2 separate regions of the Homo sapiens genome follow, and region 1 is linked to region 2. The links are chromatin loops, found by intact Hi-C in ENCODE. Cell type or tissue: CD14-positive monocyte. All regions are shown on one strand. Links, peaks and the distances in the headings refer to the core of each region. The heading gives the core; the rest is flanking DNA. Region 1 holds the start of LOC105374263 (a long non-coding RNA gene). Region 2 holds the start of LOC105374264 (a long non-coding RNA gene).

Evidence for each region. A loop is a pair of places that touch in the nucleus more often than their neighbours do. Peaks named below come from ENCODE experiments on the same cell type or tissue, not always from the same donor. Only the 100,000 strongest peaks of a DNase experiment are listed, where the experiment ranks them.
Region 1: it touches region 2 in a loop (1.9-fold over the local background); 1 of 110 quality-filtered maps calls a loop at or near these places.

What each region holds. Positions count from the first base shown.
Region 1 is chr3:187,791,595-187,799,701 of GRCh38, forward strand. LOC105374263 (a long non-coding RNA gene) reads right to left here and starts at 4,095. Exons shown (of 3, transcript XR_924812.2): 1 at 4,009-4,095; 2 at 1,590-1,897; 3 at 1,001-1,471. In CD14-positive monocyte, for the core only: no CTCF peak of the experiment used is centred there; no DNase peak of the experiment used is centred there.
Region 2 is chr3:187,885,201-187,893,307 of GRCh38, forward strand. It overlaps LOC105374264 (a long non-coding RNA gene), which reads right to left and starts at 5,502. Exons shown (of 3, transcript XR_924813.3): 1 at 5,014-5,502. RefSeq lists enhancers at 4,557-5,160, 5,161-5,764. In CD14-positive monocyte, for the core only: no CTCF peak of the experiment used is centred there; a DNase peak (open chromatin) is centred at 4,521; H3K4me3 peaks cover 620 bases; H3K27ac peaks cover 492 bases.

The DNA.
Region 1 (8,107 bases), core at 1,399-6,398, 94 kb before region 2:
ATATATATATAAATGAATTGGCATGGTGTATTCCAATAAAACTTTATTTATAAAACAAACAGTGATCCGGAGATGGCCCATTGGCCATAGTTTGCTGACCCCTGGTCTAAACAGCTAAACTAGGATGTTTTTATTTACCTTTGCATCCACAGTGCAAGCATAGCATTTGACATAGGGGCTTCTCCATACAAGTTTGTGGGATGAATAAGTGAACGGTAAATGAACAAATTAGGATGGACCTGTTTTGCTCTTTTTCCTCTGTGGCCATATCTTCTTGGTCACAATATGCTCCATATTTATTCTGTGTAGTCAGTGACACCCCCTCCCCTCACTTCAGATAGTTTTCATCTCCTGTTCATCTAAACATTCATGTTGAGCAAATACCATATCAGGAATGTGGGTTACTTTGGTGGTCATTAAGATTTAAAGCCTTTGTTACTACCTCTCAAGCATTCCCCACAGCATCGTGTTTGTTTTTCTTTTAGGTATGATGGTTAAATTTTGTACTGTGTAGTTATACTTCATATATTGATTATAGACTTTAGTAATTCTGTGTGCGTATAGATGTATTCATTCCTTTGTTGCATAAATATTTATTTAAATCTACCTTAAAATCTTTCTGGAGCATGTAGGATATTATAAACAAACCGCAATTAAATCAATGTGTAAAGCACTTATTATGTACAGGGCACCAGGAGAAGTTTCAGTGTGCAGTGGGGACAAAGATAATTCAGATAAGGTATTGTCACTAAGGGGCTTATCTGTTAGAAAGGAGGTAAGAATGTAACAGCAAATGATTACAATACAATGTAGAAAGTGCTAACCTCTTTAAGAAAGGAATCAGAAAATCTTAGGAATTAAAATTATCTTGGGCCAAAGAGATCAAAAAAGGCTCAGAGGGAGAAGTATTTGATCTGGAAATGAAAAGGTAGGTATTCAGGATACTGATATGACACTGAAGGGTCTTTGAGACAGAGAAAAGTATAGGCACATCCACAAGTTACTAGAAAGCAAGTTTTAATGAAGCTACAACCAGGGACTGGCTGATAAAAGTGAAGCCAAATCCCTTCAAGAAGGTGCCAAGTCCATTCTGGTCTGGAATGCATTGATAATTGGGACATTATGCTCAGAGACTCCAAATTGACATTCTGTCGTCATCCCTCTTGGAATAGAAACTCTGATCCTTTAAAGTAATTAGCACCAATTTGGAGCATGTGTGCAAAAATAAATCACCAGTGTCCAAAAACAGATACATTAGGTTCAATGGTTATGAAGCAAATGTTCTTATTAGCTCCGCCTACGTAAACAAAATCAGAAGTAATTAGCATTTAAAAATAGAAGAGACAAGAAGAGATCACAGTTCCCACTGGAAAATTATTATTTATATAAAGGTCCACAATGCTGACACACACGACTTGCCCTTCCTGGTCTCAGTCCTGTTTTTCTGTGGCTACAGGATCAGTTTTCTTTCCTGAGGGAAAGGAGAAGAAACTGTGATTGTGTGCATTTCAAACGTCTTGGTTGAAATTGAAAAGTGTGTGTTCTCCACCAAACAAAAATATATCTTTTCTCCATCTCCTCCTCCCTACCTCTTCAGTGTGCCTCATCCCATCCTCTTCTCGGGTGGGGAGAGTTTGCTGTGTCTCGAGATTGTGAGCAGAATCTGCCTCCAGATTGCAGGAAATACTATTGGCCTTTGCACACAAGACACCTACCTGTTGGAGAAAGCGTCAGTAGCCCACATTGAAAGGCAGCAGCTCTCATTAACTCACCTGTGCACACTTCGAAGTGACCCTTGACATCTTCTCCAGAACATGTTACATCTCTTCAAGGACGGAGCCTCACGGCGTTAGGTGTCAGAATGGGGAGGTGAACTGGCCATGGAGCTCCTGAAAAGCTGAGGAGGAGACATGAGCATGTTTGGCATAATAAAAAGAGCACTGACCAATGGCCCAACAAGCCTCTGAGTCCCAGCTGTGCCACTGACATGTTCTGTAACCTTAGCCAAGACATGTGCTTTTTCTGGGTCTCAGTTTCCTTAGGGGCTAAACTGCGTCATCCTCTTCATCCTCTTGCTCTAGGATGCCATACAGATTTCTACCCTTTTAAAGACATAACTTCAGTCTTTTATCTGCCTTTTTCCATCTGCTGTCTTGGAAAGATGTGAATAGCATGATTTGGGGTGGGGAGGGTAGGACTTGCGCATTTCTCTAGTCCTCATTTATAAAATGTGTAAAAATATGCCCCACACTTCCTTCCCCAAAAGACTGTGGCTTTAGGAACACAGGACAAATAAACATGGAAGACACAGAAGGCCTTCTTCTCAGGGTCATGGCAGAACCCAACAAATCACTCTCAGTCCTAGAAACAAACATCACATTTAAAGCTGAGGGGAACTTGGAATATAATTGAGGACTAAAGAGGGAGAACTTTGCTCAAAGTAGCATGTTAAAGACAGAACCATGTTTCAAACCTTTTGGTTCTAAATCATCTTTCTAGCATGTCATTCTTCTGGCTTTTGGATGTCTAACCTTGAATTGGGGCTGAGGAATTGATTGGCATACATCCACTTTAAGTAAAATTATCAGTGGCATTGGAAGGGGAGAGTGAGTGGATTAAATCCTTGACTCTTAGCTCTTAGTTTTTGTTAGGGTTTAATTCATTTTTTGTGCCTTTTCCCCAAATGATTTGTGGTTTTTTCCTTTTAATTAATACCAGTCCCTCTGGCTATCTTGCACACCTGCTAATGGTTGGGTCTTTTTGTTTCTGCCACAATTGAAGACTTGGCTCAAATATCTTCTTCTCTGGGTATTTTACCGTCTTCCACAGCCAGTCTATATTCCATGGCACTTCATCGGTATTTTCCTTAATAATTACCTCAAGCTTTTCTAAGGTCCATCTCCTCTGTTAAGTTGTCTGCTCTTTGAGAACCGGGAACACCTTTGTGTCCTTGTTTCCAATGCTGGAAATGCTATTCAGTTATGCTTATTGAATGAATGAATAGAAGAAATAAGAACTTCGTCCGTAACCTGATTGTGCCCTAGGAGGCCCTCAGAGTGATGGCAAACATAGCAGTGGCCTCCATTTCATTCTTTATGAAGAATCAAGAAAGGTCAAATAATGGGCAGATCTGTCTTGGCTATATCTGATCTCTTATGTTGTTACACCTATGAATTTATAGCACTCATCCGTGACTACTCAAGTGTAGCCTGAGTACACAGAGTGACCCTGCCTAGGCTCAAGAGGTGAAGGAAAAGAACAAAAAGACAACTTGCAAACTTTGGGTTGCCAGTCTCAGCATGAGGGCCTCCCAGAGCTAACCCCCAACTGGCTTTGGCTACAAGCCTGGATCTGTTGTCTGGGCACCGGCACTGGTCAACTTGGTTATTGCGAGTGGAATGTGACAAGGGTCAGACACCAGGGGTGGTACCTGAAACTGTTTCGGAAAGAGTGAAAGAAAATGTGGCCTCTTTGCTCAAACACTTGAAGGAGGAGAGAAGGGGAAGATTACACAAATAGCCATCTGACTTCTATCCAGTATGGCAGGCAGGAAAGCAAAAGAGAAATTTCTGAAATATTGGTGAAAGATTGGAGAAAGAGGGAGAATCTGGAGTGAGGGTACTGGAATAAGGAAGACAGAGACGAAAAAGACAGAACAAATAAACATGGGAAGGAAGAGGGAGGAGGTAAGGAGGAAGGGAGGAAGGAAAGAAGAAAGAAAGGAAGAAGAGAAGGAGGGAGGGAGGAAGGCAGGGAAGGAGTAAGGGAGGGAGGGAGAAAAAGGGAAGGAAGGAAGGGAGGAAGGAAAGAAGGAAGGGAGGGAAGATGGAAAGGAGGGAGGGAGAGAAAAGAGAAGGAAAGAAGGAAAGGAGGAGGAAGGTCAGTCATTTAAAATGAGAAAAGAGAACAAAATCAGCTAGGGAGCGGGTGAGAGAAAAGTTTGGAGAGAAAAAAGAGAAGTGGAGAGCCATGAGGACAAGACTCAGGACAACTTGAAATGTGCCAGACCTGCTCAGCTCCGGAAACTTCCTTTTGTAAGCCTGGCACGGGGAAGATCTGTGCACAGAGGAAAATGTGCCAACTCCTGCCCAGGGCCTGTCAGAGGATAGAAACAGATCAATTAACCTGGGTGGGGCTCTCCTGCCAGTGCTCAGGGCCTGGCCAGGCCAGACCAAGCCAAGGACTCTCACGTGATCATTAGGCTATTAAAGGCCATGAGCTGCAGGCTAGAGTCAGCCTTTTATCCTGAGAAAAATCCTCTTCCTGTACCAACATCATTCTGCTGGCCCGGCCACCACCTCTCTGCCAGGCCCAGCTAGGGACACAGTTAGACCAGGCACTTGGCCTTGGAAAACAGACACGTGGGCCACTCTGTGGCCAGCACAGCCTGATGTAACCAATTGGTGGGATAATCTTGGGGCATATTTGTGGATCGAACAACAGGCATTTGGAGCAGAATGTTTCCATAGTTCTTAGACCTGGAACTCCCTCATCATTCAACAGATGAGGAAATGGCAAAGAGAGAATTAGTTGTCTAATAGCAACCACCTAGGTATTGGCAACATTGGGACCAACACTCCAGATCTGTCGTCACTATGCGATAAGATGTATGTATAGCACATGAAGTATTCAGGACAGTGCCTGCCATGAAGTAATGCTCAGTAAATGTTATGGCCATTATCAGAACATACTAGCAATATTGGGACTCTAAGAAGCTCTTAACAACTGGTTTAGTGTGGAAGACGAATTGGAGAAGAGAGAGAACAAAGGTGAGGAGATTCCTGATGGGTCCTCCGAGGCTGGGTTTCCTGCACCTTTTCCCTTTCCCCACTCAAACTCTGTGCCTGCCTCCTGGCAACAGTGTTGATTCACTGTCCACCGTAATGCTGTCCCTGGAGGACAAGAAAATGAGAAGATGTGTTCTCTGACATCAGAGACTGATGACCTATAGGCCGAGATGCTGTAGTCACCCACAAATACCCCCCAAAAATTTGATGTGATAAGCTTCCCAGGTTGAGATTCACTTAATCCATCTGTTGTTTAATGCCTGAAAGTTACCAAGGAAAAGAAACAATTGTTTCATCATTAATTACTGTGTGATTTTTTTTTCCCATATGAATCTCATCTCCTTACCTAGGATAAGAACTCCTTAAAGGAAGAACTGTATCTTAAACTTTTGTATCATCCTCTCCACTAGGACAACTAGAGAGCCGAGGAGCATGTCGCAGGCACTCGATACACACAAAGTGTGAAAAAGTCAAGGGACTGGTTTTTGATGTGATTTAAGGAAATCAGTCCTTTTGTTTTAGATCCACGTGATTCATCTAAAAGTAAATTTCCACGTGATTTCTCTAAAAGTTAATTTCACCTTTGCAAAATGATGAACTGCCCTTAGAACTACCTCTAGGCTAAAATTATGCCACCCTCTCTGCTGTACAAGTTCTTCAGGCATGCTTCATATTCTGCAAGTTGTGAATCTGGGTAGGCAAGAGAGAAATGTCTTGGAAAATGGGATTATAGAAGGTAACAGCCACTGGAAGAATTTGGCCCCAAAGCCGAGGACTTTTCAATCAATATGCATGACTTTTAGAATTCCTATTTTAATCAGAGAAACGGAAATGAAATTCCCAATGTAGCTTTTAGTTAAAAAAATAAATTACAAGTGGTATATGATATTCATGCATACCATTTCCTCTGAAATTCTTTTTAAGAATTGAAGAAAATAACTATATAACATACTGGAAAGAACACTAGCTTAGGAGTTTCATGCCCTAAATTTATCACCTGGTAGCTATGTGATCAAAAGCAGTCAGTTCTTGTCTTACCTCACTTCACTCATATATAGAATAATAGGGCTGATGATATGTAAGCTCCCCAATAATAAATGAGTCTATAATTCCGTGCTTATGTTGAAGACCCATCCATCTATCAACCCATCCATCCTCTCCGCAAATATATATTGAATTCCTGCTTGGGCAATGTCCTTGTCATTCGAGCCCTTCTGCTCTGAGTTGATAGGTTGATGGCATCATCACGCTTCCAAGCACCCAGACTCAGTATCTCTACTCTCTGCCTCCTCGCTTACCCTCCTCACCTCCAACCAATCCCTGATACCTCCTTTTTTTTTTTTTTTTTTGAGACAGAGTCTTGCTCTGTCGCTCAGTCTGGAGTGCAGTGGTGCCATCTCGGCTCACTGTGACCTCTAACTCCCGGGTTCAAGTGATTCTTCTGCCTCAGCCTCCTGTGTAGCTGGGATTACAAGCATGTACCACTGCACCTAGCTAATATTTTTGTATTTTGAGTAGAGACGAGGTATCACCATGTTGGCCATGCTGGTCTTGAACTCCTGATATCAAGTGATCCGCCTTCCTTGGCCTCCCAAAGTGCTGGGATTACAGGCATGAGCCACTGCGTCCAGCCCGATACCTACTCTATCTCTGTTGATCCTCGCCCTTCCATGCCCACTCCACTGCACTTCTTCCAGACTTAACAGTTCTCACTTGAGCTATTGCAAAAAATTCCTAAGAGGTCTCCTAGCCTTAACACTCTTTGTTTCCTATCCACTATACTTACTATGTCTGAAGTTATCTACAATTTCTTATTTTTATCCACATTTTCTGAAGTTTTGTTGAATGACAGGCACTGTGCTGGGCTCTTAAGGAGCTCAGAGTCAAGAGAGGAAGACAGGCATTAATAGACGAGCACAAGATGGTGGAGGAATGATCAGGGTGTTAGGTTTCCTCTTTTCTTCTCTTAAAGCCTTGCTCCTTAATGGTTTCCTCTTTCAGGCTTTTAGTGTCTCACTCATCACATCCTCTTACAGTTTGTTCTCTACCTTGTTCTTGACCAGATGGAGCAACTTGATAGCAGGAATCTCATCAATTCAAGCCATCCTTGTACTCAGAAACATGAGTGCCTCCCTTTTGCTCTCAGAGGGAAGTCCAAACATTGCACTGGGCATTTCAAACCCTTAAAAATTTGATGCTGTTTTCCAATTAACTCTGCTAATAATCCCATACTGAATTCCACCCGTATCTCAAACCCTCTTCTCTCACACCTATTCTACCTCTAAAATCTCACCCTTCAGCGACACAAAGGCTTAGCCACACCCAGTGCTCTCACATTCACTGCCTTTTGTGGGGTAAGCCATTTCCTCTTCTGGGCATGCCCAATACACTTTTTTCCCCTCCTCCTCTGCCTGAAAGACTTGCCTCAAAGATCCTATCCTCTTTTCGTGCTCTAGCTTAAATTCTATCCTTTCTAAGAACCTTTGCCGATAATCAGCTCCACCATGCAGAACTAATGTTCATCTGCTCCTCAATACTTTTTATAATAAATGTTCTAACATTCTCCCTCCACACCTCCCTGCAAGTTGAGGGAGCCAGCTCTGGCCTTGGCCAGCCCAGAAAGGGTCTCCCACAGTGCAGTGGCGGGCTAAAGGGCTCCTCAAGTGCCGCCAAAGTGGGAGCCCAGGCAGAGGAGGCGCCGAGAGTGAGCGAGGGCTGTGAGGGCTGCCAGCGCGCTGTCACCTCTCAACATGTCGTGGTCTATCTTTTGCAGAGGTTTTGTGAACGTTTCTACTTGCTATATTATGAGCTCTGTGGGAGAAGTGCCCATGTCACTTGAATTTTTGGATCCTCTGCAGCACAGAGAGCTTAGTGCCTGACACTTAGGCTAACTCTGTACTGAGCAATTGCCATATGCCAGGTACTGCACAGGCTGTGCGATACTTCATCCTCACAACGGATGATGAAACTGGGCTCAGAGAGTCTAAGTAAACTACTCAAGGCACCAGCAGGTGATACAATCTAGTTTTAAACAAGGGTGCCTCTTAATGAACAGCCTACACCACTTTCCCACAAGGGGCCACAATGCATGCTGAATGGTTTTGTAACCATTTGGAGAAGAGGTTGAAGATGTACTGAACAAGCATTTTCTGATTACCTAGGGAGATTTCTAAAGGTTTTTTTTTTGAGAGTTGGCGTTTGCTTTTATCCCCAAAAACTGAATAGGAATTTGACCAAGAAAAAAAGGTAAGGATATTCTAGTAAGAGAATAAAATTTGAGCTCAGTCTTCCATAGAGTGTAAGGGATTTTTTTTTAAGGG
Region 2 (8,107 bases), core at 1,991-6,990:
GGTTATATCTGAAAAGTCATCATGGGACCCAAGATCATTTAGGTTTTCTCCTATGTTATCTTTAAAAAGCTTTATAGTTTTGCATTTTCTGTTTAGACCTATGATCCATTTTGTGGATCATAATTTTTGTGATGGGTATAAAGTTTGTATCTAGATTCTTTTTGTATATGGATGCCCAGTTATTCCAACACCATTTGTTGAAAAGACTATCTTTGCAGCACTGTGTTTCCTTTCCTCCTTTGACATAGATAAGTTAACTATATTTGTGTGGATCTATTTCTGGGCTTCTTTTTCTGTTCCACTGATTTATTTGTCTATTCTTTTGCCAATATCACACTGCCTTGATTAGTGTAGCTTTATAGTAAGTCTTGAAGTCTGGTAGTGTCTGTCTTCTGACTTTCTTCTTCCCCTTCAATATTGAGTTGGTTATACTGGGCCTTTCGCCTCTTTATATAAACTTTAGGATCAGTTTGCCGATATTCTTGCTGATACTTTTATAGGGATCAAGTTGGAAAGAATTGAAATCTTGACACTGTTGTTTTCCTATCCATGAATACAGAATATCTCTTCATTGATGTGTTCTTTGATATCTTTCAACAGAGTTTTGCAGTTTTCCTCTTGCACATACTTGTTAGATTTATACCTAAGTACATCACTTTTGGATTGCTAATGTAAATGGTAATGTGTTTTTAATTTCAAATTCCACTTGTTCATTTCCAGTGTTTAGGAAAGCAATTTACTTTTGTGTATTAACCATGCGTCCTGCAGCAGTGCTATAATTACTTATTAGTTCTAGGAGGGTATTCTTTGTCATTTTTTAAGGATTTTCATGTAGATAATTACGTCATTTGTTTCTGTGAAAAAAGACAGTCGTATTTCTTCCTTCCAAATTTGTATCCCTTTTGTTTCCTTTTCTTGTCTTATTGCATTAGTGAGGACTTCCAGTATGATGTTGAAAACCAGTGATGAAAAGGTACATCCTTGCCTTGTTCCTGTTTTTAGTAGGAAAGCTTTGAGTTTCTCACTGTTAAGTATGATTTTAACTGTAGGTATTTTTGTAGATGCTCTTTATCAAGTGAAGAAGTTTCCCCGGATTCCTATTTTGCTGAGAGTTTTTATCATGGATGAGTGCTGGGTTTTGTCAAAGGCTTTTTCTGCATCTGGTCATATAATCATGCGATTTTTCTTCTTTAGCCTCTTGATGTGATTAATTGCATTAATTGATTTTATTTTTCCTTTTTTTTTTTAGACGGAGTTTCGCTCTTGTTGCCCAGGCTGGAGTGCAATGGCGCGATATCGGCTCACCACAACCTCCGCTTCCCAGGTTCAAGTGATTCTCCTGCCTCAGCCTCCTGAGTAGCTGGGATTATAGGCATGTGCCACCACACCCAGCTAATTTTGTATTTTCAGTAGAGACAGGGTTTCTCCATGTTGCTCAGGCTAGTCTCAAACTCCCAACCTCAGGTGATCCACCTGCCTCAGCCTCCCAAAGTGCTGGGATTACAGGCATGAGCCACCGCACCTGGCCTCCATTAATTGATTTTTAAATGTTTAACCAGCCTTACATACCTGGGATAAATCCCATTTGGTTTTGGTTTATACTTTTTTAATACATTGTTGGATTCAATTTGCTAATATTTTGTTGAGCATTTTTTCATCAATGTTCATGAGAGATATTGGTCTGTAGTTTACTTCTTTATATGTAATGTCTTTTTCTGGTTTTGGTATTAGGATAATGCTGGCCTCATAGAATGAGTTAGGAAGTATTCCCTTTCCTTTTATCTTCTAGAAGAGATTGTGGAAAATTGGTATAATTTCTTTTTTAGAAAAATCACCAGTGAATCCATCTGGGACTTAAAACAAATTTTTGAGATAATTGTGGATTCACATACAGGTGTAAGAAATAATACAGAGAGATTCCATGTACCCTTTATTCAGTTTCTCTCCATGGTAACATCTTGCTTACTGGTTCAATATCACAACTAAGCTATCACATAGATATAATCTATGTATCTTATTCAGATTTCCTTAGTTTTACTTGTACCCATGTGTACACAGATATAAGTAGTTCTGTACAATTTTCTCATGTCAATAGAAATATGGGTTTCTTACCCACCACTATACTCTGGATACAGGAAAGTCCAGATTCCCCCCTAGTCTTTTTTTTTTCTTTTGGCAGCAGTCTGGTTACTACATTGCTAAGTGACAGAATCTCAGTAAATATTTATCAACACATTTTCTTAGGGGATTTCATTTGTTGCAACCCAGTGATGATTACTAAGATTCTCTTTGTTTTGCTGTCCCTAGAACTGGCCCCACAGGCCATCGCAAAGCACTGTAATTGATGGGCTTTTTTCTGCATCAGAGTTGCTAAATTCAGCATCTTGTACAGGTCATGTATATGTCACATTTTAACATTAGGGGCTGGTGAACATGACACAACTCCCTTCCTCAGGTGAGAGATGACCTATCTGCAGTTATAGGGCTGAGGGATGGTACTTCACATCTACAGGATAAGTATTGTATTCAACCTGATTTCAGAGTCTAAGATATGGCTGTGTCTATACTGTACCTTGGTGGTTTGGGAGGAAAAGTGCCATGCAATATAACTGATTTATTCATTAAAAAAGTTTTGAGAGATGGTTATGTGTCATCCTTAGTAGGGAAACAAAGAAGAATTGAACAAAGATTTTGACCTAAAGGTACTTGTGTACTAGCCAAAGAGATATGACATATAAATATAATTAGTCTTCTTTCTCACCACTTCTCTTCACAGCCCTATGCCCTAGCCAGGCAAATGGCCCATTCACTAGCGGCTAAACCTCACATAATTTCCCTGCCTCTGCTTTGATTCATAGATTTCCTCTGATTGGCCCCCTTTTACCTCTCCTTGTCATTTCTTTCCCAAAACCAATCTCACATTCAAACTCCTCCATAAAGACTTTCCTGATACCCCCACAACAGGAGGTGTTTTTTCTCCCCTCTAAAATCCTTCCTATTGGGTCTAAAATGTCATATTTTGTATTTGAGTTAGTTATACCTATGCCTGAGCTTCCCTGAGAAGACATGAGCTTTGAAGGCAGGATCTACGTCTGTGAAGCTGTGGATCCGATCATGTCGCCCCAGTATAATCAAGTGCAATAATATTCTGTTACAGTATAATTCATTTCCATAACAAGCATTATTCCAATCTCCCCATCTACCTCTCTGCATATGAAAATTAAGATGTAATTATGTTATGAACATTTGTTATGGACCCTGGAAAATATGAGCTAAAGTACAGAACACTATATATATTTTTTAAACTTTTATTTTAGGTTCAGAGGCACATGTGCAGGTTTGTTATTTGGGTAAACTTGTGTCACAAGGGTTTGTTGTACAGATTATTTTGTCACCCAGGCACTAAGCCCAGTACTCAATAGTCATTTTTTCTGCTCCTCTCCCTCCTCCTACCCTTCACCCTCAGGTAGGCCCAAGTGTACATTATATTCTTAGGTTTCCTTTCTAATATTGGTTTTATGATCCTCAGGCCTGCAAGCATTCCCAGATTTCCTGGAGCAAAGATTATCCTCCTAGTTTCTAAACAAAATTCCCCAAGGAATGGAGAGATTTGGTAATATTCTGCTATGGAATGTCAGAGCTGGAAGATACTTTAGGGATCATCTAGTTCAAACAATTTGTTTTGAATATGACACTGTCTTGGAAGCTTGTCTGAGGTCACAAGGCGATTCAAGGGCCAAGTCAGACTAGAAAACAGGTCTCCTGGTGGTCACTATAATGTCTCTCTCTATAAACATAAGGCCATGCTGCCCCTGATCTTGCTCAGCATCTGTCTGAAGGTTTTCCCTGAAATGATCCTGGATGAGTGCAAACATCACAAGGACCCACCAGAAGCTTTACTGAGACCATTTGGATGGCCTTCCATGACATTGAAGAACTCTGTAATGATGGAAGTAGCTGGACATAATATGTCCCCAAGAGTCCCAAAAGAAACATATGGTGACTGACACAAGACTACGTCCAAAGACGGCAGCCAGAGCTGATAGGGGGAGATGTCTTTAGAACTGCAGACTCCTGGAGCCGGGGAGAACCTTGGAGAGCATCTAAAATAGAAAGCAGCACTTCAGCATGCAGGAGAGGTCTTGCCTTCTAGAAGTGACCCTGCTACTTACAGCCATGTAACCCTAGGCAAGACACTCCCCATCTCCAGTACTCAGTTACCAAGCATATCAAATAAACAGGTTGGGTTAGATAATACTAAGGTATTATCTAATACTTTCGGATATCTGGTACTATCTGATAGTTTTTTGTTCTGCAAAATACTACATTTCCTACTTTGACAGATGGGGAAATGAAGGCTTAAAGAGGTCTGATACCTTGCCTTAGGTTATAAAGTGAGTTGGTGGCACAGTGGTGACCAGAGGCCTGGCCAGCATTTTATCCACTGCCCCACATGGCCAGAATCATCTCATCCCCTGCCCTGTGGCCTTGTAGTAGATTGTGCAATTGCTCTCACAGGGCTGTTGCAATTGACCTCTTCTCTATCTCTGGGGACTGCTGGCAGCATTCAGAGAGCTACCGGAGAGGGGTCTGAGCTGTCTCTGTCCTGGAAGTGGAGCATGGGTCAGGCAGCTCTTTCTTCTCTCTCTCTGTTGAAATGAAACCGAAACAAAACTTCTTAATTTGGAGGCAGAGGGGCCAGAAAGGAGATGCTCCTCATCCTCTGCAAAGCCCAGCATCTCTTTCCCTTCTTTAGGGGATAGAGAAGTCTCCTGCCTGAGTCTCTGCAGAATGAAGCCAGATGACGAGTTAGAACCTGAGCAAAGTGGCATGACCCGGGAAAAGCAATACCTGGACATGGTGCAGAAAGACTTCAATCAGCATGGTACACAGACTTACTTTCTGTGTGACCTTCAGTCACATCTGATCCCATCCATAAACAGGGAAGAGGCAAACAGAAAAAAAAAAAAAGGAATGGTGTTATTTCAAACTAATATTACATTTAAGACTTACAATCTCGGGGGGAGGAGCCAAGATGGCCGAATAGGAACAGCTCCGGTCTACAGCTCCCAGCGTGAGCGACGCAGAAGACGGGTGATTTCTGCATTTCCATCTGAGGTACCGGGTTCATCTCACTAGGGAGTGCCAGACAGTGGGCGCAGGTCAGTGGGTGCGCGCACCGTGCGCGAGCCGAAGCAGGGCGAGGCATTGCCTCACACGGGAAGCGCAAGGGGTCAGGGAGTTCCCTTTCCGAGTCAAAGAAAGGGGTGACGGACGGCACCTGGAAAATCGGGTCACTCCCACCCGAATACTGCGCTTTATGCACCATGAGATTATATCCCACACCTGGCTTGGAGGGTCCTACCCCATGGAGTCTCGCTGATTGCTAGCACAGCGGTCTGAGATCAAACTGCAAGGCGGCAGCGAGGCTGGGGGAGGGGCGCCCGCCATTGCTGAGGCTTGCTTAGGTAAACAAAGCAGCCCAGAAGCTCCAACTGGGCGGAGCCCACCACAGCTCAAGGAGGCCTGCCTGCCTCTGTAGGCTCCACCTCTGGGGGCGGGGCACAGACAAACAAAAAGACAGCAGTAACCTCTGCAGACTTAAATGTCCCTGTCTGACAGCTTTGAAGAGAGCAGTGGTTCTCCCAGCACTCAGCTGGAGATCTGAGAACGGGCAGACTGCCTCCTCAAGTGGGTCCCTGACCCCTGACCACCGAGCAGCCTAACTGGGAGGCACCCCCCTGCAGGGGCACACTGACACCTCACACGGCAGGGTATTCCAACAGACCTGCAGCTGAGGGTCCTGTCTGTTAGAAGGAAAACTAACAAACAGAAAGGACATCCACACCAAAAACCCATCTGTACATCACCATCATCAAAGACCAAAAGTAGATAAAACCACAAAGATGGGGAAAAAACAGAACAGAAAAACTGGAAACTCTAAAACGCAGAGTGCCTCTCCTCCTCCAAAGGAACGCAGTTCCTCACCAGCAACGGAACAAAGGTGGATGGAGAATGACTTTGACGAGCTGAGAGAAGAAGGCTTCAGACGATCAAATTACTCTGAGCTACGGGAGGACATTCAAACCAAAGGCAAAGAAGTTGAAAACTTTGAAAAAAATTTAGAAGAATGTCTAACTAGAATAACCAATACAGAGAAGTGCTTAAAGGAGCTGATGGAGCTGAAAACCAAGGCTCGAGAACTACATGAAGAATGCAGAAGCCTCAGGAGCCGATGCGATCAACTGGAAGAAAGGGTATCAGCGATGGAAGATGAAATGAATGAAATGAAGCGAGAAGGGAAGTTTAGAGAAAAAAGAATAAAAAGAAATGAGCAAAGCCTCCAAGAGATATGGGACTATGTGATAAGACCAAATCTACGTCTGACTGGTGTACCTGAAAGTGATGGGGAGAATGGAACCAAGTTGGAAAACACTCTGCAGGATATTATCCAGGAGAACTTCCCCAATCTAGCAAGGCAGGCCAACGTTCAGATTCAGGAAATATAGAGAACGCCACAAAGATACTACTCGAGAAGAGCAACTCCAGGACACATAATTGTCAGATTCACCAAAGTTGAAATGAAGGAAAAAATGTTAAGGGCAGCCAGAGAGAAAGGTCGGGTTGCCCTCAAAGGGAAGCCCATCAGACTAACAGCGGATCTCTCGGCAGAAACCCTACAAGCCAGAAGAGAGTGGGGGCCAATATTCAACATTCTTAAAGACAAGAATTTTCAACCCAGAATTTCATATCCAGCCAAACTAAGCTTCATAAGCGAAGGAGAAATAAAATACTTTACAGACAAGCAAATGCTGAGAGATTTTGTCAACACCAGGCCTGCCCTAAAAGAGCTCCTGAAGGAAGCGCTAAACATGGAAACGAACAACCGGTACCAGCCACTGGAAAATCATGCCAAAATGTAAAGACCATCGAGACTAGGAAGAAACTGCATCAACTAACAAGCAAAATAACCAGCTAACATCATAATGACAGGATCAAATTCACACATAACAATATTAACTTTCAATGTTAATGGACTAAATGCTCCAATTAAAAGACACAGACTGGCAAATTGGATAAAGAGTCAAGACCCATCAGTGTGCTGTATTCAGGAAACCCATCTCACGTGCAGAGACACACATAGGCTCAAAATAAAAGGATGGAGGAAGATCTACCAAGCAAATGGAAAACAAAAAAAGGCAGGGGTTGCAATCCTAGTCTCTGATAAAACAGACTTTAAACCAACAAAGATCAAAAGAGACAAAGAAGGCCATTACATAATGGTAAAGGGATCAATTCAACGAGAAGAGCTAACTATCCTAAATACATATGCACCCAATATAGGAGCACCCAGATTAATAAAGCAAGTCCTGAGTGACCTACAAAGAGACTTAGACTCCCACACATTAATAATGGGAGACTTTAACACCCCACTGTCAACATTAGACAGATCAACAAGACAGAAAGTCAACAAGGATAACCAGGAATTGAACTCAGCTCTGCACCAAGAGGACCTAATAGACATCTACGGAACTCTCCACCCCAAATCAACAGAATATACATTTTTTTCAGCACCACACCACACCTATTCCAAAATTGACCACATACTTGGAAGTAAAGCTCTCCTCAGCAAATGTAAAAGAACAGAAATTATAACAAACTATCTCTCAGACCACAGTGCAATCAAACTAGAACTCAGGATTAAGAATCTCACTCAAAACCGCTCAACTACATGGAAACTGAACAACCTGCTCCTGAATGACTACTGGGTACATAACGAAATGAAGGCAGAAATAAAGATGTTCTTTGAAACCAACGAGAACAAAGACACAACATACCAGAATCTCTGGGACACATTCAAAGCAGTGTGTAGAGGGAAATTTATAGCACTAAATGCCCACAAGAGAAAGCAGGAAAGATCCAAAATTGACACCCTAACATCACAATTAAAAGAACTAGAAAAGCAAGAGCAAACACATTCAAAAGCTAGCAGAAGGCAAGAAATAACTAAAATCAGAGCAGAACTGAAGGAAATAGAGACACAAAAAACCCTTCAAAAAATTAATGAATCCAGGAGCTGGTTTTTTGAAAGGATCAACAAAATTGA